Regions from separate parts of the Homo sapiens genome. Here region 1 is linked to region 2. Evidence: chromatin contacts called from ENCODE Hi-C or POLR2A ChIA-PET data. All regions are on one chromosome and are shown on one strand. The core of a region is the stretch at or near the end of the contact, and the rest is flanking DNA. Distances in the headings are between cores, read along the strand shown. Region 1 holds the start of APBB2 (amyloid beta precursor protein binding family B member 2). Region 2 holds the start of RBM47 (RNA binding motif protein 47).

Region 1 (6,783 bases), core at 3,768-6,267, 580 kb before region 2:
TGAGTTGGGAGCAAAAGGGCTTGGTGATTAATTTAATGCGGGTGGTTGAGGAGGAAGGAAGAATTGAAGATGACTGAGATTTCTAGTTTAGAAACCTGAGTAATTGGGGAATGTCATTAACTGAAATAGGAGTGGAAGGAAGGAAATCATCCTATGTGAGGCCTACCAGAAGCTTTACATATGTTATTTAATCTTAAATAAACCTATAATGAAAAAATTAACATGCCCATTTTGCAGATAAGAAAAGTGAGATTCAGTGAGGTAAAGTAGCTTGCCCAAGGTCACACAACTACTAAGAGCTGGAATGTGAAATAAGGTCTTACTCCAGTGCCCCTATTCTTTCCATGATAGTAGGGGACTTTATGCTTTGTACCTCTTTGTACCTTTCTACACTCTAATAATAATTTTAGTTTGGAAAAATAGGACTGAAGCTCAATGGGAAGGTAGACCATGGAAACATGGTCCTCCCAGGAATAGTGCAGTATGAAGAGAGATTAAAGGATTGCCCTAATGACATTAAGGCCCAGAGCAGCACTGTTGAATACAATTTTTTGCAGTGATGCAAATGCTTTTTACTTACATTATCCAATACAGTAGTCATTAGGCCATATGCTACTGAGCACTTGAAATGTGGCTAGTATGAAAGAGGAACCGAAGAGTTAATTCTAACTGATTTTAAGTGATTTCAGATTAAATAAGCATATGTGGCTAGTGACTGCCATATTGGATGGTTTAGGACTAGAGAAACCAGTCAGGCGTAGAGGGTTCATCAGAGAAGAGGCCTTGCTGGTACCCCTGAAAAATCACTCGATATTTGATCATCTGCCTCATACCTCTGGGTAATATTGGTCCTATATTTGGGGACCATAATTTATTAGCTAGCAAAAGGTTTTTTCCTAGTGTGGACTACAAACTTATTTTACTATGTTTTATCTTTAGGAGAGTAAGTACAATACTCCCTCTCCTTTCTTATCTGAGAATCATTATAGTCATTTTCTCTGTATTTACATTTTTCCATACATAGTATTATTTAAGAGCTCAAGCTCCAGGAAAACTGCCTGGGTTCAAATCCCAGTTCTGCCAATGAATATTTTGTGCCTTGAGTTAGCTGCTTCACATTTGCAAGCCTCACTTTCCCTATCCATAAAATAGGGATAATAATAGTGCTTCATTTATAGGGTAGTTGTGAGGATTGAGTTAAATAACCTATGGAAAATGCTTAGCCAGTATCTGGCACATGCTAAATAGTCAGTAAGAGTTAGCTATTCTAAAACTAGTACCGTGTGACAGTGTGTATTTTGTACCTCTGCATTTTGACATTTACTCAACTCTATTTTTGCTTCAATAGAAGGTGTTCCTCCAGATCTCTGTCAGAACATTCCAAAAAGAAATTCATTCCTCAAGATAAGAAGGTAGACAGAGTTTTGAAGAATTAGATTTTATCTTATTGCAGGCATGAGTTTTGAGTTGTTTTTTATTTCACTTTGATTACTAAATTGTTAAAGTATTTAAAATCATTACAGAAGAAAATCATGACCGTGATATTTTGTTGTGATCATTAAAATTCCCTTGGTTTAAGCTCAAACCGTTGCACATATACCACACAATCAAATAATAATACTAGAAGTTCTTAATGTTGGCACAGAAGATTTCTTGATGTTTTGTAGTTATACTGTTTTTTTTGTTTTGTTTTGAGATGAGGTCTTGCTGTGTGGCTCAGGCTGGAGTGCAGTGGCTATTCACAGGCAAGATCCTACTGCAACTTTGAACGTCCAGCCTCATGTACCCTCTTGCCTCAGCCTCCCCAGTAGCTGGTACTACAGGCTTGGGCCACTGCACCTGACTCATACCTGTTTAATTGAAATATTTAATTCCTAGACTCTGGCTATTCAATGCCACTTAGAAGTGGCTGGATATTTGTTGATCATGGACTATTTAAAGACTAATGACGTCACAGGAACAAGTAATAGGATCCCTTTTGTTGTCACCTATTTTGTATTTTGTAATCTTTGGATTGTAAAACTGCATTGTAATATAGTATTGCACTCCCTACGGTGTTTGTGCAAAAAACATTTTTTTTTCCCCATTAGATTGGAATTTTGAGAAATCTGGCTTCAAGTGCCAGTTCTGCCTTTGGTTTGTCTAAATAAAGAAGTCATTTATTTCTCTGGGCCACAGAGAGGTAAATGTCATCTGTAAAGTCTAAGAGTTGATCTTGATTTGATTCTAGAATGGTCTTGAGGTATCCTTCCAAATAAAATTCCTTGGATCTGCCTCCTTCCCCCAACTCCCTAGGAGGACCTTTGGCCTTAAGGGACTTAAGAGAGGTCAGTTTTATCTACTGTTCACAGCGTTTACTTCCATGCTTTAAAAAACATGCTCTTGGAATATTCTTGGATATTTCATTTCCTTGGAAAACAATTAATGGGTGAGTCAGCATGAAGAAAAAAACCCACTCACAATAGATATAAAAATTGCATGAAGTGGTGAAACGAGAAATGATTTTCTTTGTAAACTGAAATGATGAGGTATGCAGAAACCAATTACGTATTTATAAAATGAGCGCGCGGTGGGAAAGCTTTATGTAGCAAAGCTAAAGTGCTGTTACATATTTAGCAAGACAGAGGGCATGGAGATTCCTCTCCATACTGCCTTAAAACTGCTGTTAAACGTTCCTTTCAGTGAGAGAGACAATGTGTTGGGAGGCGGACGAAGGAAGGAAGCAAGGGAAGGGTCAAAGCCTTCCCTCCGGCCCCGATCAGTCCCCTCTGTAAATTCATAATTAAGGGAATTTCCTCCTGCAGCTGCGCAACGCTTGGTGGCCGTTTCGACGTCACTGTCAGGGCATTTCAGGGATTTTGTGTGCCCAGGCAGTGACTTCCCGACTTCTCCGGCGTATCCCCGACGGGGCGCAGAACACCGCCCGTGGCGAAGTCGGGCCGGGGGAGTTTGGGAACCCGTCCCCGGGAGCTCAGCGGCCAGAGGAGGGCGCGGAAGTGTTTCCTGGGTGAGCGCGGCAGCGGGACCCGTTTCCGGAAGGCTGATTGCATCAGGTGTGGAGCAGGGCGCCTCCTCGGCCCAACCTGGCGGCCTCTGCGCCTGCGCGCGCCGCCCCGCCCCCCCCCCCCCCCCCCCCCCCGCCGCCGCGGACTCCACCGCGGGTTTTCCTCTCCGTCGGGAAGAGACCGACCTGGGAGGGGCAGGCTCCGCTCACCTACCCCGGACCCCCGAGAGAGAGCGGGGTGGCCAGGCCGGGTTCCGGGGATCTGAGGGGAGCTGTGAGGTCCGGGAATAGAGTGCCTTGGAAAGAGGACCCGTCTGCAAGGTTGGAGGCTGGTCGATCTCCGCTCCTGACGGGAATGGTGGTCTTGGGCTGGTTTCCTTGCCTCTTTGGCCTTGAAGATCACAGACTAAGAACCACAGGCTCTCCAGTTCAGAGAGCCTGTATTTTCCCCAAGAGGTCTACTGTGGCCCTCGACTGTCCTTGGTCCACGGACGTGTTAGGTGGATCTTGGGGTGCAGAGACTCAGTCCCAAGAGTAAACACTTTTCATGAATTTATAGGGATTTCTCTGTGACAGTATTGTTTTTATGTTGTAGGAAGGAGGGACATGATTGCTGGCCTCCAGCTCGGTCTGAGGGAGATAATTGTTAATTGGAGAGGTTATTGGAGTGCAAAAGTCAGAAACCACCTTCCACAAGGCAGCCCCCCTCCCATCCCTTCGTAACAACCTCACTGAGTCTGCATGAGGGTCCCTCTATACACTCTATTCGCACCTTGTGCATTTCCCTCCCAGCACTCTACCTGTTTGAAATAACCGTTTTGAGTGATTATTTGATAGGTGTCTGTCACCCGGCCGGACTATAAATTCCATGAAAGCAGGGGCCTGGGCTTTTAAATTCACCACTATCCTCAGGCCTAGTACAAGACCTCGTGGATCCTTAATAAACTCATGTAGGAAAGAATAAAGTAATGCCCACCCCACTGCATAGAGTCCTCATAGGAAGAATCACGTGAGTTTTTAATTCGAGATCCTTGGTAGGACTGTGTGTGTGTGTGTGTATGGGTAGGGTTCTCTAAAGTGTATAGTCCTCACACCAGCAGCATCAGCATCCCATGGGAACTTGTTAGATATACAGATGCTTGGGCCCCACCACATATCTACCCATTCAGAGACACAGATTGGGACTCAGGGATTTGTACTTCAGCAAACCCTCCAGGCGATTCTGATCCAGGCTCCAGTTTGACAACCGCTGCCCTGGTGAAGAGCAATCCTAAGGATACTTTGGGGATGTCATTCACAGCGTCTGGGGCAGAGCACGGTTTACCGTTTACTGAGACTCGACTCTTATCAGGGCTTTGTTTGCACGCTTACAATTAGAGTTATAGATAATATTATTGGCAATGGAAAGGAAAACCTCCTTTTCCTCTCCGGCAGTTGTATCTCTCCCCTGATATTATCTTGTGATTTCCGGATCAAAGAAGAGTGTGTGTGCGGCATATGCCTGGGGGTGGGGATAGGAGGTAGAAGGAAGGAGAAGGTGTCGCCTACAACTTGCAGTTAGCCTGGGTGGGTGTGGGCAGCTCTCCTGTGGGGACATTTTCCTATTGCAAGGGAATGCTGGCGTGTGGGAGAAAAGCCAGGGCTAAGGTAACCCAACTGCCTTTTGGTGCAGACAGACACCAGCCACACGGAGGGGATACCCGGGCTGCACTGCACGTCCTGCCTTTGGGTCTTACTGGGGGACCCATTGCCTCCCTGCGTGTTCCCAGGCGATTGGGGAGGGTGCCTCCCGCAGGCCCTGCCGCCTCCACCTGCAGGGGTCGCCCTGGGAGCGCGGCCCGCCTCCTTCTGCCCGGCCCCCACCCCCCGGCCCCGCCTTTCTCCCATTCGGCCCCCTCCCCGCCGGGTCCCTCCAGCCTTCCCTCGCGCAGCCGCTGCCAAAGCCTGGAGAAGTGGAATCTCGTCAGCGCCGCTCCCTGCGCGGGACTCGCGGAACGGCACTGAGCATGCTCAGTTGCCGGAGCCCGTTCTGGTCTCAAGTAGGAAGCTAGTGCGCTGTAACCGCATCTGATCTGGGCGCTCCGGGAAGGGCGAGACTGGAGCAGAGCCGCTGGGCGCCGGAGCCGAGGCGAGCGCCGCGCGCACCACTGGTGAGCCCAGCTTTCTTCCTTGCCTTTGCCCCGGATTCCGGGGCAGCACGAGAGTGCTGGGGAAACACCCGGGTAGCGGCAGCAGCGTGCGGCGAGCGGCTGCGGGTTCCCCCGGCGGCTTCTCCTCTGCTCCCGGCCCCGGGGCTCCGCGGCCACTGCTGCCCGCTCAGCCGCAGCCACACCTGCAGCAGCTGCCGCGGCATCTGCAGCGGGGCGCCTGCTGCGGAGTCCCGTGCGCCCTGCGCCCGCGCCGCAGGGCCAGTGGCACGGCGACTGCGGGCTCACTCTCCTTGACTTCCATCCCTCCCGCTTCCCGGCGCCCTCTTTCCCTCAGCAGCCCCGGCTTGGCAGGGCCTGGGGCGGGGGAGACCGGGTTGGAGGCGGTGCGCCCGGGTGGGGACTGCAGAGGGGAAAAGTGAGGGTGGGCGCCTGCGGGAAGAGCGCACACCCCCTTGTCCTGGCACCGGCCTCCGCTGTGCCGCTCGGCTGTCTCTCCTGGGCGGCAGCGCGCTCCTGCCGGGGAGTTGGAGCCGGGGTTGGCTTCTCCACGAGGGGTTCAGAGGCCAGCCCATGAGACATGAAAGGGGGGAAAAGTTCCTTTTCCCCCTCGGTGGCAGAGAGAGCGTTTAACTAGAAAATGGCTGTGCATAGGGGACCGACTCCAGGAAACTGGCCACTGGGACCCGAAAGCCCCTGCGCTGCCCACCGGGCGGAATGGAGGGTGGTACGCTAGAAATGACATTTGTGCGGCGAGAACAGAGCTGGACGGAGGGAAGGATGCTGAGACCCATAGAAACAATGAAAGGTGGTCTTCACGTCGGTGAAGTGGTGTAGACTACGGGTTCGGGGCAAACAGCCGAGGGAGCATGGGACTAGAATTCAAAAAAATAAATTAATTTGGATAAATCATATGTGGAGTTGTCACCGACCGTTCTGTAGTCAAGTTCTGCGCGGTTTTAGAGCCACGACTGTCACAGACGTTTTTGGATGGATTGAGTGGTTGAGGAGGGTTAAAATTGAGAGGAGAATAAGGTCAGTGTCGGAAGCTCCAACTGGGCTCTCGGAGGGGACAGTTTGTTTAAGTCCCTCAGTCACTGGCTTTACATTGTGTCTAATTACTTACGTGAAATACCCAAAGGATTATCATAAAATGATGCCATCGGTGGTGTTTGAATTCCAAGGAATGAGGAAACTTTGTGAGGTTGGCATGGGTTTATCATTTGTTTTAATATTTCACTGATTTAAAAAAAACAAACACAATGGCAGTTTGATCTGTTGTTTCTGGAGTTTACTCTCTTAAATCTTGCTTTTTTTTTTTTTCTTGTCATGGTTTCAGATTTAAAATCTTGTCCCCAAATGGCCATAATAATGCAGAGTATTAGAATTTGTGTGGCTGGCCTTTTAGGAACAGATGGAATCCTTGAAAGGGGATTTCTTCATGAACTTAGGTAGCAACCTTCTCGTTTTCAACTTGTAGCTTGTAAGCAATATTTGTTCAACAGTTGTTTATCATAACTTGCAACATCCTAGAAATGGCATCGTTCGTGAAGGATGGTATTTGTGGCGAGAATGGGGAAACCTCCAGGCTGGGGAAATGCCGAGAGAACACAGGTGGCAGTAGAGTACAGT
Region 2 (6,364 bases), core at 2,259-4,758:
CACATAGCTCAGAGAAGAAATTGAGATTCAAACTCAAATCTATTGGAAACTAATTTTCATGCTGTTTGCACTCACTCCGGAACATTGCCTCATAGGCAGAAGGAAAAGAAGAAAACAGAAAGTAAAAGACAAGGGTCTAGAAAACTAAAATGCCCCAGGAAAATGGAGTGGGCCTAAGAATTAAAATAATTATAATAATAATAAAACAGGCGCCAAGGTTAGCCACAAAAAAGAAATAATAAAAGTTCACATTTGTTTTGCTATAGCCTGCCACTTAGAAAAATCTGTTTTATTTTTGTCATGTTCCCGGGGAGGGCAGTGAGAAATAGGAACAAGAATTATACCCATTTCTCCAGCGGATATGGAGTGCAAAAAAAGAAAGAAAGGATATACCCATTTCATAGGTGTCAGTGGGCAAAACTGAAGAAGGAGCAGGCAACATCTGAAAAAGGGTAACTGACCCTCTTTGAGATGAGGACTCACTTCCTGAAGTGGAACCTGAGCCTCCTCAAGCAGGAGTTTTCCCTGACTCCAGTTCCAGTTCACCTGGAGTCACTGACCTCCACACTTTCAAATTTCTTTTATTTTTATCATTTTTTAAATTTATTTATGTGTTTATTTTTTTTTTTGAGACGGAGTCTTGCTCTTTCGCCCAGGCCGGAGTGCAGTGGCGCGATCTCGGCTCCCTGCAAACTTCACCTCCCGGGTTCAAGCCATTCTCCCGCCTCAGCCTCCCGAGTGGCTAGAATTACAGGTGCCTGCCACCATGCCCAGCCAATTTTTGTATTTTTAGTAGAGACGGGGTTTCGCCACGTTGGCCAGGCTCATCTGGAACTCCTGACCTCAGGTTATCTGCCTGCCTCGACCTCCCAAAGTGTGGGGATTACAGGCGTGAGCCACCGTGCCCAGCGAGAATGTCCCCTCTAGAATCCTTCAGCTCAGACAGTCTGTGACAGCGAGCCTTTTTTGAGGCCATAATCCAGATACTTCTGGAAAAGAAAAGAAAATTTCAGGCTAATATGGAGCTGGGTTTTTTAGTTGTCTTAAGGGGGTGGAGCCGTTGTTTGTGCCTGGCAGCATCAACCCTTAGGTCTGGTGAGGGAACTTAGCTAAGAGAGTTCCCACTGCCTGCTGTTCACAGTACATGCTGGCTGGTATCGACAAAGAATGAACCTAAAACACAGGAAATGTTGAATTTGTCTGGGTTAAATTTTGCCTCATGAGAAGATAAAAGATCAGAAGGATTTAAAATGTTCCAGAATGCTTTGCTGGTTTTAAGGAATCATTTTTCCCAAAGGTGGCAAATGCTGCTTTTTAAATTTATGGTTTTCTTGATACCCCTTCAGCCTTTGTTTCTCTCTCTTAGGACTACTACTTTTTAATTAATTTTCACTTAACTTTCCAATACTGATGAAATAAAGAAAAATGAGGGTTATTTATATATATTTTAATAAATCCAGTTTGATTTTTCAACTTAAAAAAAAATTAACTAGAACTGAGAACCAGTCCTGGCCTCACCACCTTGGACTTACACTTAACCTGTGTGATCTCAGTGTCTTCATCTGCAAAATGGGGACAAAATAGCTCATAGGATCATTTTGTAAGGATCACATAAAGTAAGAAGGGTGAAAGTGCTCCATAAAGTAGAAAGGGCCTCACTAATGGAAAGGGATTATGATTTCTTTCTTTAAATGTGAAGTTAAATGGAGGATAAAGGGTGGAGGCACTGATAACATTTTAGCCTTCAATAATCACTTTTTAATATTTATGAGGAGTTTCAAAATCATTTCCCTCTCTTTCATACTGCTTTTCAAACGGCAAGGGTCATTATTTGTCCGGCCCAGTCTGGGATAAGTAACTATCCCAGGGTAAGACACCAGGTCAAGTGCCAAAATACAAATGAGAATTAAGCATAGCAGATGGGTGATTGCTGGGCCCTGAATTTCCTTCCCGTTAGTGAGCTTCATGGAATGCAGGCAAATTTATCTCCATTTCTGTTGTCAATCTTGTAACTTTTAAGTGAGATGAAATTCAGTTGGCTACCCTTTACAGGGACTTTATTTCCCATTGTATTCAAGACTGTCAGCAATGAATATAAACTGTTTGTAAAAATCCCATCGTTAGAATCTTCCAGAAACTGAGGCTGGGAGAGATTAAATATCTTGCTCATGGCCTCACAGCTGGTGAGTGGCAATGCTGGTGCTACAGCCCATGTCTAACTCTGACCACACACTCTTCTTCAGAAAAAAGCCATAATGTAAATAATAATAAGAAGAATAACAACAACAATAACGGCAGCTAACACTGTGTGCTAGGCACCGTTCTAAGCTCTTTGCATGTGTTAACTCAACCAGCAAAGAACCATTTTTGGAACATTCTTTCACTAAAGTAGCCCGGTATTTTTTTCTTTCCCCTCAGCTGAATGACACTGCAACCCGAAATCACAACTCTGTTTTAGGTTCCTGGTGGTGCCTGCTTCCTCTTCTAGTTTGTTTAGTCACAGAATTCGATTCCTGTTGGCCCATTCCGCGCCTACAAACAGGCTTAGCGCTCCACTGAAATGCGGGAGGCTCCTTAACTCTTGTATAAACAGGTAAGGCGGAGGGGGTGGGGCGCGGATTGCGGACATCTGGGTTTCTTGGGAATTGGGATGGGGTGGGGGTTCGAGCCAACTCCCCAGAGAGCAGGCAAGGTGAAGCGAGGGCTTGGCTGCTGTTTCTAAATGCAGTGTTTTTTTGTTCCCTTTCTAGAAACCCTCCGTAACTCTAGGTCAGAGCGCACTAAAATGAGCCACTTCTGAACGAGCAGCGCCCAGGCCCCAGGCCCTGCTGCGAAGGCCCCGGCAAAGGTCAGGGCCCCGTCCGCGTGACGCTCCTGCCTGCGCGCGGCCAAGCCATGCTCGGCCCCAGGTAAGGACGCCCCGGGAGCTCGCCCCGGGAGCTCTCCCCGGGCACGCGGGGGTCGCAGAGATCCCACCTCGTCCAGCGACTTGTTTATGGGGGGAAGAAGGGGAGCGGGGCGGTTCCGATCGGCTTGAAATTCAGCAGCAGGTTCCTAATTTCTCCAACGTGGTTCTGGCTGGGTTTCTCGGAGCAGCCCGAAGGGGGCCGAGCGTCTGACTCGGACAGATGCCCCCAGGTGGAGCAGGTGCCACTTCTGGGTGTCTGAAAGGCATGTGACTTTTGGGGCGGGGAGAGAAGTCCGTCTGGTCAAGTCCCCCAATCTCTGCCATCAAGGCCGATTTTCTTTGAACCTTCAGCAAAGGTATCTGCGCTCCTAAAAAACAACAGGAATGTGGCACTGGCCTTTAGCCAGGGGAGGCTCAGCCAGCAGGATAAAATTTCAGGGCAGATTTACGGGAAGTTGCCGGTGTTGGGAGTAAAAATCTGGTTTGGTGAGTTTAAGGGAAGGGAGTAGACGAGAGACAACCTTGCTACTGTGAGGCGGATGGCCTCGGCAGGGGGCGGGCGGCGGGAGGAGAGAGGGAGGGAACCGGGAAGGGCCCGCAGACTAGACGCTGAGCGCTCCCGTGCGCAGCGCCCCACGCAGCCGGGACGCGGCGCCGCTCTGCGGGTGGAACCGCCGCGCGCTCCCGGCCTCGGGAGCTGAGCCCGAGAGAACTTCGCTGCCTTCGGGTCGCCGCTCCCGCTTTCCACTGTGGAATGTGCAGCTTGGGATAGAGAGAAACCAGGGTTTGGGGAGCGGTCCTCCTGGAGACTTTCTCTCTGCAAGTCTCCAAGGTTAAGCAATTCTGACCCACTGGAATTCCCAGAGCCTGGGAGTTAAGCCTAAAACGCTCTGTTGCTTTAAGCGGCGCGGTGGGGAGTCGCTGGACACTCCTTATTTTGGTTTTACATTAAAAAGAAGGCGGACGAGAAGATGTTGTAGGTGACTTCCTAGCTGTGTTAAGTTGCTCCTGGGCTGTGAATGGTGTTAATTTCTGAAGTGGGCGGCTCCAAAAACTTAACAAGGAAAGGTAAGGTGGTTTTTGGTAGTCCTTCTAACTATTGTCCCTTAATCTTACATTTGGGTCCCAATTTTTGAAGTGTATATTTTTTTCTTATTCTTCTCTCTTTAGCTCTTATCCCTCATGCTATCACTCATCTTCTGTCTCTTGGTATATTTAGTGGGAAATAAAGGGTTTATAAAACGGTTTTAAAAGGGTCAACCTCTGGGAAGGCAGATAATCATATACAGTCAGTCCCATCGTGTTTCCTGTAGTGATGAATCTTTTCCCATAAAAGAAACTGATTTTTTTTTTTCACTCTTGAAAATACATGATTGGACCGCCCAGAAGCACAGGTGACTTTAGACTCAGATTATTACAGTGAGACTGAGGAAGCGTCCTGGACAGGAGGCATCTCATTTAAGTGTTAACCAAGGCAGAGGGGGGTCTTCCTGCAGTAATTTACGTCTGAAAGTAACACTCGGTAGAGGTGTAGTTGTTTCAAATTAAAAATTCAGCCTGTAGAAAAGGGTAGGACTGACGAATTATGACATCTGACAAATTAGCAGTTGACCGGATATTTAAGAAATCAGATAAAATAAATGGAAGTGGAATTTTTCAAATAAATGACTCATTTTTTAATTAGGTAAAAGTTCAGCCACTCTTGGGTACTGTCCCAAGGCATAAGTGATAGGAAGATACCATCTTCAAGGTACTTACAGGCCATTACCGACCTGAACTAAAAATCAAACCTTTTTTTTTTATCTGGTGGTATTTTAATGACTCACTGTTTTCTTTAGCAGGAATATAGATTTTAAAATGTATTCTTTAAAAGTTTTAAGGCAAGGTCATACGAATTTCTCAGGGGAGGGAAAGCAAAGGGTTGACAACCCAACATGAAGGAGTTGCCGAAGTTTTGAGCTCAAAAGGTTGGCAATTAGATCCAGAGCATTTGAGAATTGCAGGTGCCGATTCTAAAAGGTGAAAGGTGGTCAGCGGCGTAACACACAACCTCTAGATAAACCAAAGTACTCAACCTAGAGCATAAGAAGAGATCACTTTGTGGGAGTTTGTGTTGCTATTAATTTAAACAATGATCTTTGTTAGATCAATGACTTGAAGTCTTGGAGGGAACTAAAATCAACCCAGTCTGAAAGGAAAACAGAAGGAAAAAAAGAAAGGAGGAGATGGTTTGGTTTTTAATATTTTTTTCTGGTCTGCTTTACCCTTCACCTTGTTCTGATATACACACTGTTGGCCTCTTTGACTTAATTATTGCATGCTGGAAGGATGGGGTCTCAGAAATTTCCCAAGCACCTAGCTTCATTATTAACTTTCAGTATGTGTCAAATGAAGAAATAAGCCTAGCTGTGCCGTCCTTTACCTGGCTAGGTAGGCCATGCTTTAAATTAATTAGATCAAGATATTCTGAATATCAATCAATTATTAAAGATTTATTATCTTCCTCTTGGTTTTTGCGTTTACAGAAGTTTGTAGGATTGAGAATTCATCATCATCATTTTTTTTACCAATCTCTATATTTTTAATAGTCAACATATTTATTTTTGATTCCCCCACTGTGCTGCTTTAAATTAAATTTTGAAAGAATTCTGCCCAAAGCAGTAGTGATACTGAGGATGAAATAAAGACAGAAAGCAAGGGAACTACATGCTTCTGGACACGTGTTCTATAGACTTGCTCTAACTAGTGTTAAAGACTACTCATTTTTTTCCTCACATGATAAGAACATTCATATTAGACTATTTGGTTTACTGTTCTAGGTAATGATTTTTTAAAAGATTGGGTTAAGATGAAATTATTTTCTTACAAAAGGATTTAATTTGCTTTTCAAATTCTGCTCTGAAGCTCAAGATTAAATCATGTCCCAAATGACTGAGCTTTCATTGCTATAGAAAAGCATTTGGCTATTTCAGTAAGTTTCCGCCTCCACATCTTAAGTCTCTTGATTTTTCAGAAAAGGTCAGGGGAGTGGATATAAGCGTGAAGGGAGGGAGATTTTCTTAAAATTGGACCCAGGCTCAAGTGAAACTGTGATTAGGTAATCCCAGAAGATACATAATTCTGGGGAAAAAAAACTCTGAAGAGGGTTTAAGTTTGGGATTCATGAGACTTAGAAAAAGGGTATGCTTAGAATAAAGGTAGAATTTGTGTGCCAAACTTTGATGAAGTTACAATGAAGACATTAAATGCAGCTTTAAGTGCTTGTCACCGTGATTCCAAGCTACAGGTTATATTGCAGTGTTTCAGCTACTGGCCTGATTAGGAGATATATTTTCTTTCCCTCTTGGGAACAGTCTCTGTGTCTTAATGATGATGCTGATTTTCTGGTTTAATATCATAAAAGGTGTGTGTTGGTCCCAACATTACTGCTCCAAGTAGTGGCTTCAAAGAGCAACT

The links. Hi-C counts contacts between places; a loop is a spot of excess contacts on that map. ChIA-PET counts read pairs that join two places held with the same protein, here RNA polymerase II (POLR2A). Pooled maps may share reads with other maps.
Region 1: a pooled map shows a loop between it and region 2 (3-fold over the local background). The contact joins the promoter of APBB2 here to the promoter of RBM47 in region 2. A Hi-C loop is called at or near these places in 1 of 168 maps with a recorded cell type or tissue (posterior vena cava) and 4 of 50 pooled maps. POLR2A ChIA-PET finds 5 or more read pairs at or near these places in 2 of 52 experiments (GM10248 and WTC11).

The regions. Positions count from the first base shown.
Region 1 is chr4:41,212,776-41,219,558 of GRCh38, reverse strand. APBB2 (amyloid beta precursor protein binding family B member 2) reads left to right here and starts at 5,017. Exons shown (of 18, transcript NM_004307.2): 1 at 5,017-5,154. RefSeq lists enhancers at 2,706-2,955, 2,263-3,077, 6,645-6,724 and silencers at 3,086-3,135, 4,753-4,922, 5,333-5,642.
Region 2 is chr4:40,627,008-40,633,371 of GRCh38, reverse strand. RBM47 (RNA binding motif protein 47) reads left to right here and starts at 3,508. Exons shown (of 7, transcript NM_001098634.2): 1 at 3,508-3,976. RefSeq lists enhancers at 3,645-3,714, 2,897-3,774, 3,775-4,651.